2 separate regions of the Homo sapiens genome follow, and region 1 is linked to region 2. The links are chromatin contacts, found by Hi-C in ENCODE. All regions are on one chromosome and are shown on one strand. The core of a region is the stretch at or near the end of the contact, and the rest is flanking DNA. Distances in the headings are between cores, read along the strand shown. Region 1 holds the start of PPA2 (inorganic pyrophosphatase 2). Region 2 holds the start of GAR1-DT (GAR1 divergent transcript).

Region 1 (5,280 bases), core at 1-2,500, 4.3 Mb after region 2:
TTATGGGAGCATTTGCCTTATAGTTATGCCTATTCAAGTTGACACATTACAAAGGTACCACTGTTGACAAAAACATTTTAGGATCTATAATCTTAGTAGAGTGTCTCTAAGTAGCTAGTCACAATATCTCCTAGGAATCCTTTCTGGAACTTGGGTAGACCAGTATCTCAATTTTAATGATCACACGATAATTGGAGATGCTGAAAGAACCTGGGTGCCCAGTAGGAAAGTAGCCTAGATGATGATAGTCCCAAAGAAGATGGACTAGAAAAAAATAAAATGACACGTGGCAGACTACTGGTTGTTCTACAATATCCATTCTCCTGGATACTGGCCCAAACCATCCTCCTATCTCAGCCTCCCAAGTAGCTGGAACTACAGGCGTGTGTGCCACCCCGCCTGGCCGATGCGCGGTGGCTCACGCCTGTAATCCCAGGACTTTGGGAGGCCAACGCAGGCGGATCAATGGAGGTCGGGAGTTCGAGACCAGTCTGACCAACATGGGGAAACTGTCTCTACTAAAAATACAAAAATTAGCTAGGCGTCGTGACGCATGCCTGTAATCCCAGTTACTCAGGAGGCTAAGGCAGGAGAATAGCTTGAACCCAGGAGGCGGAGGTTGCAGTGAGCCGAGATTGTACCATTGCATTCCAGCCCAGGCAACAGTGTGAGACTCCGTCTCAAAAACAAAACAACAACAAAAAATAATAAAATAAAAGAAAGAATAAATAATCTCTACTGGGTTAGGAAATGGCCTTATGGAGAAGATGGCATTTGAGTAAGCTACTTAGGGTTTTTTGCTCTGTAAGTCGGTGTCAACGTCCCGTTTTCACGTGGTGGCCTGATCATTTTGTCTTATAGTGATGTCTTTGCGTGCATGTGCGCTCATCTCCTATATTGGACAGGGTCTAGAGCAGTTCCTGGCACAGAGTAATCACTCAATATTACATCACTATACTAAAAAATCATGATAGTAATTCTTGACGGGATAAATGAAGGCATGAATAAATGTATGAATTAACGAGTGGCAGTGAGCTCTTCAGGGGTGGTGGGTCTTGTCTCACTCGTCTTTGAGCTGCGGCCTCGCTGAGGGCATAGTGCGCACAACTGGCTGGTGTTCCAGATTCCACTGGCAGGGACCAGGATCGCAGCCCGAGCGCCGGGGCGGGAGGGATGACTCCGGACGGTAGGGGGCACCGGCGTGCGGCCCGGCCGAGCCCCCAGGTAGCTCCGCGCGCACAGCAGGACCGTCATTGACGCCATGAGCGCGCTGCTGCGGCTGCTGCGCACGGGTGCCCCAGCCGCTGCGTGCCTGCGGTTGGGGACCAGTGCAGGGACCGGGTCGCGCCGTGCTATGGCCCTGTACCACACTGAGGAGCGCGGCCAGCCCTGCTCGCAGAATTACCGCCTCTTCTTTAGTAAGTAGCTCCCGGAGGTTCGCCGAGCGGCGCACCGGAGAAACCTGGGTGGGGGATGGAATGGGGGACACTTGGGACGCCCCGCGCGGTCTCCCTTCTCTCTTTTTGGGGCCCTCAGCGGTAGCCGCGCGGTCCAGGCCACCTTACTTCCCGCGGGAGCGCGCACCGAGTCACGAGAACTGCCAGCGAGGAGGCGGCGGATCAAGACCCCAAAGCGGAGAGCAGAGGCGCAGGGCTGCCGGCTGGGGGGTAGATAGCGCCCTGTGCCCTGCCAGCCGCCCTCCCCGAGGGGTAGGCAGAGTGCAAGCGGCCACCCCGCGGCGGCCTGCAGCCATTAGCCGGCCCGGCCGCCGTTCCCGGTTCACACAACTCAGTGAGGAAGGGAAGGCAGAGCCCGCCCACACGCCGGCCTTCCTAGAGGCGTAAGAAACCTCCTACTGCGGGAGCTCCCTGACGTCGGAGAGGCAGGCGGAACTTTGCGGATGCCTAATCCAGCGCGTCTTCTTTTTTTGGAGGGACTCTGATGAAGGTTCTTTCCCCAGAAGCTTGACTTGGTACGCACAAGTTTACACCCTGAGTGTGATCCACCATCCAAAGCCTCGTTGGTTCCGGAGCAGCCCCTTTTCCTCCCCAAGCTGAACAAGCCCAGAAGGCTAAGCGACTTCGGGGGGGTCCCTGAGTTGCCGAGCTCAGAGAAAGGACCCAGGTCTTCGTGACTCATTGTTCCGTGTACCCCATTGTTTCACTGTGTACGTTAACCGTAACAGAAAATAGCGATGTCGGTCGCTTGCCTTCACTCCCCACTGACTGCAGAGCCTTGGAGTGGTAGTATCAAAGTGGGCCTTGCATTATCGCTCCCCTTTTCGGAGCACTGGCTCTGGAGGCTTTCAGTTCTAAGCAGGCCCTCGAGTTCTTCACGTCTTAACTCTGTGACCCCGGACGAGTTTAAGTTGCTAAGCCTTGTTTTTTCTCATCCGTAAAATAGGGCTGCAAGTATTACATGACATTATATATGTAAACTGATTAGTCACAGGGCCTAAAATATAAATTACTATTGTTAATACCGATAATCATTATAGATATTTGTAATTTATGAGAGATTTGCAGTTATGCTACATGAGTTTAGGGTCGAGGATTATTTTGTGGGAAAGAAGAGTTTGCCTAAAGTCGTGTGATTATAATGCAACTAGTACTAGAATTTCTATTTTCTTCAAAATTGGTTGCAGTTTTCACCCTATGCCACATATTTTCTTCTATCTTTGGTTAAGACTGATCAGGTGAACAGGAAGTCTCAAATTTCTGAATGGATTATGTTCTAAAAGGTTACCATGTGATGATTAATGGGAATAGTCAGAAAAAATTATGAAGTGGCAGTTCGCTTTTTAAGCAGATTGAAAAAAGGCCTGTCTACTGCAAGTATTCTAGATTTGCAATAAGTACGGTAATTAATAGATACCCAAATAATAAATATTTATGAAGTGTGCTAGACACTGTTAGGCATAGTACAGAGATTCACAATATTACTATAATTATGGAAAAAGTAAATACACTGGTTGAGCAAAAACAGGCTTGAGAAGCCAGGAGCGCACAGAGTAGTTGACCCAGTACCGGATTTGGAATGGGGAGTCCTAGGCCATAATCTTGGCTCTGCCGTTAACTCGCTGTGTGCTGTTGGGTGGGTGGTTACTTCAGTTCTTTCTCACAGAGCCAGTTTCTTCAGCTGTAAAATGAAGCTTTTGACCTTGAAACGATGATCCTCAAGGTCCTTCTCAGCACTGGTATTCCCTGAAGGCATTGGATGAATAACGGAGATTCTAACAGTCTCTGTTAAGACAGGATGTCGAATGGGGGCATTTTTGGGAGTATGTTGGCCTCTTATTGTTGGTTTGTTTCTTTAGCTGCAAATGTACTTAGGACTCATGATTTTTCTGTAACTAGAGTGCCACAAATAAAATACGTTTTTCATTCAGTTGGATAAACAGGGCAGGAAAGAAGAAAACCCGATTTTACTAAGGTAAATGGGCAAAAACTGGAAGAAAGGGGAGTGTGGTTTTGGAGAGGGTCCCGATGGTAAGATCCTGATTGGAAGGTGTGTTGGTTAAACAATTTCTGAACTAACCGCCAGATGGCATCACTGGCCAGGACTGTTTACTACCTGCTAGAAGGGGTAGGGCAAAGTGAAACGAAGCCACTCTAGGGCGAATGGGGTAAGGGGAAAGCAACGAATAAATTGCCCTTTATAAAGATGATCACAGATTGGATATTTATTACTCAGTGTGTCTGTATGCAGTACTAGGGTGGACTAATGTCTCACTTCAAAAAAAATATGAGTGTAGTATACTTGGCCTAAAATTGTTACTCAGTGTTACTAAAGTGTAATCATTTTCCACATCTCCAAATATATTCCAAGTCTCTGAAATACTAGTGCATTGGGAGGTAGAACATTTTCGAGCTTCATGTCTGTAAATGGTTTCTCTTTACTGTCATTCAGTAAAATCAGAATAAATGATTGATGTAATACTTAAAAAAAAATTGGTGTTAAACTTTGTAGAAAGAGTGAGACAGGATGATTAGGGGAAAGGGTATCCTGATGGGAATCATCAGGCCTCCTTGGTGCCAGCCCTGACCCTGTTAGTATCTTGCTGTCACTTCACCTCCCTGCATCTCATTTTTTAAAACCATGGAATGAGGAGATTGGACCAGATGATCATTTTCCAGACTGCTTAGTTGAACACAAGCATCCCATGGTATATTATTAGGTTTTCGTTAAAACAGAGGGTTTCATGGTTTAATAAATTAGAACACTTCCCATTTTATTACTTTTTTGAAGAAGAATTTGCCTATTTAAGTTCTGGAAAATTCGGATGTAACTTCTCCAAAAACTGAACCACAGAGTACTTATTTCTCAGAACATTTGTTAACATCTTAGTGACATCAGGGTTATGATTTCTGCAACTTCCAGAAGCAACTGTGCTGTAACAGTTCTAAACTAATAGTCAAACCACTTAAGTTGTAGTCCTGACTTTACCGTCTTGGACAAGTCACTCGACTGAATTAACCAGAGGCATCCCTTACCTTCAGATGACATCCGGTAGCTCAGTTTCTCCGTAAATAAAATGGGGATAGCACTAGTAATTTTATAGAATTGCTGTGGCAGTTAAATGAGACTATGTGTGTAATTATCAGTGTCTCACACGTGATAGGTATTTAATAAATGTTATTTATTTTTCCCTTTTGACTTTAAGACATTAGACTAAAATCCTTATTATTAGATTCTGTGAAGGGAGAAAATAAGGTGATGTGATTGATTATTTTGAAGTGTTCCTGTTAATTTATAGGTTTCAGAAGGTTTTTTGTTGTTGTTGTTTATTCATTTTATTTTTATTTTTTTGGTTTGTTTGTTTGTTTAGAGATGGGGTCTCATACTTTTGCCCAAGCTGGAGCACAGTGTGCAATCACGACTCACAGCAGCCTTGACTTCCCCAGCTCAAGCGATCCTCTCACCTCTGTCTCCTGGGTAGCTGGGACTACAGGCATGCACCACTGTGCCCGGCTTCCTAGGTCTTAAAGTTTTAATGGGTACTTGCAGTCTTTTAAATTAACTGTGAAATCATAATGAAGTTAGACTCACTTATATTGAGCCAAAGACCTAATGCTGCATGCCAGTATTCCTTTGATATCTTGCGTGTTTTTGTTTGTTTTGTTTCGTTAATAACTTGAAATTTTATTTTAGATTTCATACTGTTCTCATAGGATAGGGAAAAGCTATGCTTTCCATAATTAGGAATTTTGTTATTATGGGATAGGCAACTGGTTTACTTAGAGAAATAGTGCTGTGGATAATTCAAGTTGCTTTTATTTA
Region 2 (5,577 bases), core at 1,644-4,143:
GGTCTGTCATTTTAATATCTATGGATGAATACATTCTCCCCTTGATTCTCCTTCATGGTCCAATCTGTAGCAATCCTGTCTAATTTAATGAAGCAACAACTTTAATTTATACTTAACTGCCTCCTCAGAAAAATGCAAATAGCAACCTTTGAATATTATCAGGCCTTCCAATGAAAAAGGATACAAAATCTCTGAGTTGTCCAAATATTTCATCCACTTTTCCAATTTGTTCTTTGTTTTCTAAGTAAACAGGAGCATTGAAATAAGGCACCTTATTTTCATCTGTGGTACATTTACAAACTATGTCATCTTCACAGGGATGCAGGAACTCTCCTAATACTGAAACAGGACAAGAAAATGTTAAAACATAGAACTATTTCAAACGATACTGACCAACTGCTTCTGGAAGCTTTCTTTTTGGCTACCTGGGACTTCACCATAACTGCTCTCCTCTGAGGCAGAAGACCACAGTCTTAGGACTTCCTGGGCTGGTATACCAACTCCACAACACACTAGCTATTTGACCTAGGAGAAGTTACCCACCCTCTCTCTAATTCAGTGTCTCATTTTTAGTATGCACTAATAACATATAATGTATAGCTATACCTAATATACAGTAATGTAAGCACTCAATGGAATAACAAATGTCAAGTGCTTAGAACAGTGCCTGGCACACTGACACCATTCAACCTGTAACAGTTATGTTATTACAACTTATTATCTGATTCAAAACTCTGCTTCATTCTCTTGGTTCTCCCTTTTCTTCAATGCCTAACAGAATCAGCCTTCATTCTTTTTTTTTTTCTCTTGCCTTAGAACTTTTCCATTCCCACTACCACCTCTTTAACAATGATTCATTGTTTTCAAGGACATCTGGAATCTCAAAATAACTACCTTTATTTCTAACTAGACTGTCACCCCAAACTAAAATACCACATTCCTGCAAAACCAAGTCTTCATTCCTATCACCCAAGCTCAAAACCTGGAACCCTTTATTATCAGCATTAGCTAAGTTCTACCGATTTTGTTTCCTTTGAAATCTCTCTCCTATCTAACCCTTCCTTTTTTTTCCTCACTGTCACCATCCTGATTCAGGCTCTCAAGGTCTCATGTATGGACTGGTACAACAGCTTGTGGGCTGGGACCTTTTATTCTAGAAACTGCTCCTTTCAAACCATCCTGCATACTCATCCAAGCCATTCTTAGTTAGACACTACTCACCCTCTCTCCTCTTTAATGTAGTAAGTTTCACTTTCTGTGACTTCCATTCCCATCTCATTGTTAATTACTCTAAAACTACCCTAAATAGGTGTTTTTCTAGATTTCCTCTCTGGCAGTTTCCCTCTCAAGCAAATTGTTTTCTCACTTATCTACTTTTGAGTAGTAACAGAAAGCATGGGCTTTGGAGTCAGAATACTTGGCTTTGTATTTCTTTCTTTTCTGTACAGACAGGGTCTCCTGCTTTATTATCCAGGCTGGTCTCTAACTCCCGGCTTCAAAAGATCCTCCCGTCTTAGCTTCCCAAAGTGTTGGGATTACAGGCGTGAGCCACCGCACCCAGCCTGTATTTCAGCTATATCACTAATTGATCACTTATCACTAACCTTATGACCCCAGCAAAAAAACTTAACTCTAAATCATAGTTTTCTCATCTGTAAAATCGGGGAATTAGGCATAAGTACTCACGATTACCTATTTAATATCTTCCTGTCAACCCTCAAGTTCCACCTCCAAGATGCATTCTAAGTATCCCTCAGCTTTCTTGATCTCCCCACTCCACCCTTACATGCTACATTCTCCACACAGGCTTGTGTATCCCAAACTTGCTGCCTAACAACACAAACCCCCAACCCACACCTACTCCTTCAAATAAGCTAAATACTGAAGACTGCATACAGACTACACGTTCTGGAGGTCCTTGGTCTTGGCCTTTGTTAAAGCCTCCGCGGCCACCCCCTCGTCCAAATCCTCCCCTGCCGCCGCCTCTGAAATTGCCGCCGCCTCCACCGCCGCCTCCACCTCGGAAGTGGTTGCTGCTGCCACCTCGGTTGAAGCCGCCACCTCCACCACCTCGATTAAAGCCTCCACGACCTCCGCCTCGAAAAGACATTCTCTCTCCTCCCTGATGAAAAAAAAACGACCTATGTCTTCTGATCACTGTAGCCTCTGAGTATACTCCAACCCCTCGGAGCTGCGGTGAGAACACCATAAAGGAGACAAAAGCAGCCCTGTCACCTCACCCACGGTCAGACAGCCAGTGACCACCAACCTGATGGGTGAAGAGTTTACTTCTCCATGGTCTCGTGAGCGCCGACCGACCACACACCACCCTTGCCGCCCCATGATTAGTATCTCCTCCCCCTACAGACAGCAAGGTCTTCGCACCGCATCCCCTTCCTTCCTCCCTCCCTCCGGCAGTTGGGTTCCACGTCCAGCATTTTCAAATCCTCCGGCTTCTACGGCCACTCACCGGCGCCACGTGCCCCTCTGGCCCTGGCCTTGCGCACACACCCACCCGCGGGGTACTTCCGCCGCGCTGGAACCTCCTCGGTTACCGTACCGCCACAGAGTTTTTTAAAGACCAGAAACTTGAATAACTGGTTTGCCAAAAAAAAAAGCCAATCACCCGCGGAACAAGCAACACTGGTTCCAAAACAGCCTTTAGCGCTGGAAAAGTGGCAATAATAGATAACCTTAACCACTAATTTACAACAGAGAGGCCAACTTGCCTGACGCTGAGCCGTGGAAGTGACGTATAACAGCGGCGTCCTTTGCAGCACGACGTCCCGGAAGTGCTGCGGCAATGTTGCTCTTGGAGATAGCTGGCGTTAGGGATCCGCCTTCTCTCCCAGAGGCGGGGCAGGTTTCTGTTTGGTTGCCGCCCTAACGGCCAGAACTAAAGCACCTTGCAAGGAATGAAGTTGGTTCTTGAAGTCCGTGCTGACTGGCTGGGCGCATTTGCGCATTTGCTTCTCTGGCTGCAAAATGGCCCGCAACAGCACTCACTAATTTGTTGCTAACTTCAGGAACTGTGCGGACAGGTCTCTGAGGCTTCTGAGCCGCGCTATGTCCAGTAGATCTGGGCGCCTCAGAACCTGTCACAGCCGACGGAAGCGTTTATCTGAGTTTCTTGTTTCTTCCCAACCTTTTGATTTTCGCACCATTACGCGCTCAACTATGCCTCTTCTTTTGTCCTATGGTCTCAACTAATTAAAGGAAGAAAAGCAATGCATGTGTGTGTGTAATTTTAAAGAAACTATGCTGTCTTATAGAAAACCAAACCATCATTTTTATCTTTTGTACCAGGTATTCAAGTATGTTTTGAGCACCGACGGGCTGTGAACTGGACTGTGCTGAAAGCTCCTCTCCCTCTTCTCTCTTTAAGCCCTTTATATTTGACATCAGCTTCCCCCACATTCTCCAAAGCTTCTCTCACAAATAAAGGTAATGACTTCCCATTTATTAAATTTGGTTGGAGTCTTTTACACCCAAACCCTCTGAGACCTTACCTTGATATTTGATCTCGTGTTTAGAAGAGGGTGGAACTTGGTACCTATCTAATTCAGAGGGTTATTGTAAATGGGATTTTAAAATACCTTTGTAGGCGGGGCGTGGTGGCTCACGCCTGTAATCCCAGCACTTTGGGAGGCCAAGGCAGATGGATCACTTGAGATCAGGAGTTCGAGACCAGCCTGGCCAATACGGTGAAACCCCTTCTCTACTAAAAATACAAAAATCAGCCGGGCATGGTGGCACACGCCTGTAATCGCAGCTACTCGGGAGGCTGAGGCAGGAGAATCGCTTGAACCCGGGAGGCGGAGGTTGCCGTGAGCCGAGATCACGCCACTGCACTCCAGCCTGGACGACAGAGCAAGGCTTGGTCTCAAAACAAACAAAAAACAAAATAAGTGAGAGAGGAAACTTTACTTGTTCTTTTTCTTTTAGTTTAGTAAATGCTGCAATTTGATTTTAACGAATGTTGGTCTTTTTATGGGCCTATATAAGTGTATTATTTTTGAAACAAAAAATGAAAATTACCTATTTAGTATGAAACCTTTGCTTATCTTTTGCTGTGTATTTGCTCAATTCTGAATTGAACTTGAGATTGTCACACACAGATTGCATTTTCAACTGAAATGAGATGATTTTTGTCTTTACTCTTAAAACTTAGTGAGAAAAAGCTTGCTTGAACAAGAAGTTTTAAAGTATGTCAAAATGTTTATTACTTTCTTAAAAATGTCAAGCTGCTCTTCTTTCTCAGAAATCCAAAACTTGTAGAAGCACAGATCAGGCCAGGTGCTGTGGCTGACGCCTGTAATCCCAGCATTTTGGGAGGCTGAGGCAGGCAGATCACCTGTGGTCAGGAGTTCAAGACCAGCCTGGCCAACATGGTGAAACCCTGTCTCTACTAAAAATACAAAACTTAGCCGGGCGTGGTGGCGGGCGCCTGTAATCCTAGCTATTTGGGAGGCTGAGGCAGGAGAATCGCTTGAACCCGGGAGGCGGAGATTGCAGTGAGCCAAGATTGCGCCACTGCATTCCAGCCTGGGCAACAGAGCAAGACTCCGTCTCAAAAAAAAAAAAAAAAAAAAAAAGAAGGAGAAACACAAATAAGTACATTTCATCTTATATCTACAGTCATACATTCACAAAGTTCTTCCTCTTTTCTCAAAGCCAGGTGCTCAGGCTGAGAAGATTCAAGGAAAGGGTTCCTCACGTAGTTATACAGTTGTGTTCCAGGGGAAGGAAAATATTGTTCGGTTTTGTTCTGCAATTCCCCACGGTGGTTTTCGGTAAGACTTGAGACTTCCTTATTCTAAAGTCCAAGCAGCAGTGGAAACATTTCAAGATCCCTTTTTGCAATATAACTTTTCCAAAGATTCAATATTTATTTAAACCCAAAAATCTTGTCACTCGAAGTAAAACGATTTTCTCCAGGGCCTGAAGATCCTTGTTCAACTAGTTCATGTGATGAAAATGTCTGTTAAGTAGGTGATATGGTTTGGATGTTTGTTCCCTCCAAATCTCATGCTGAAATTTGATTCCCAGTGTCGTAGATGGGACCTCGTGGGAGGTGATTGGATCATGGGGGCAGAATTCTCATGAATGGCTTAGCACCATCCCCTTGGTGATAAGTGAGTTTTCACTCAGTTCACTTGAGATGTGGTTGTTTTAAGAGTCTGTGACCTCTTCTATTTCTCTCTTGCTCCCACTCTTGCCATGTGACATGCTGGCTCCCCATCACCTTCCGCCATGATTGTAAGCTTCTAGAGACCTCACCAGAAACTGATGCCAGCACCATGCTTCCTGTAAAGCCTCCAGAACCATAAGCCAATTAAACCTCTTTCTTTATAAATTACCTAGCCTTGGGCATTTCTTTACAGCAATGCAAAAAAAAACAAAAATGCTGGTTTCCACAGCCATTCTTTATCTTCAAAGAATTTGGTAAAATCTGGGCTACTGTTTTCTTGAATGTATTTCTGTGATTCACTTTCTAGGTCAAGCGTCCTGTTAAGGAGCAGAATCTGTATTACCTTCTCTCACTCCAATCCGTAGTGTCAATAAACATTATTTTGT

Evidence for each region. Hi-C counts contacts between places; a loop is a spot of excess contacts on that map. Pooled maps may share reads with other maps.
Region 1: a loop to region 2 is called in a map of naive thymus-derived CD4-positive, alpha-beta T cell, with 9 times the contacts of the local background. The contact joins the promoter of PPA2 here to the promoter of GAR1-DT in region 2. A Hi-C loop is called at or near these places in 2 of 168 maps with a recorded cell type or tissue (CD8-positive, alpha-beta T cell and naive thymus-derived CD4-positive, alpha-beta T cell) and 5 of 50 pooled maps.

Annotation. Positions count from the first base shown.
Region 1 is chr4:105,470,032-105,475,311 of GRCh38, reverse strand. PPA2 (inorganic pyrophosphatase 2) reads left to right here and starts at 1,250. Exons shown (of 12, transcript NM_176869.3): 1 at 1,250-1,418. The coding sequence starts at 1,262. RefSeq lists a silencer at 1,060-1,269 and enhancers at 1,490-1,609, 1,900-2,069.
Region 2 is chr4:109,812,698-109,818,274 of GRCh38, reverse strand. GAR1-DT (GAR1 divergent transcript) reads left to right here and starts at 2,893. Exons shown (of 2, transcript NR_186620.1): 1 at 2,893-3,444; 2 at 4,675-5,356. GAR1 (GAR1 ribonucleoprotein) reads right to left here and starts at 2,513. Exons shown (of 7, transcript NM_018983.4): 1 at 2,471-2,513; 2 at 1,897-2,122; 3 at 185-339. The coding sequence starts at 2,110. RefSeq lists enhancers at 1,768-1,837, 2,008-2,057, 2,408-2,457, 2,468-2,867, 3,038-3,137.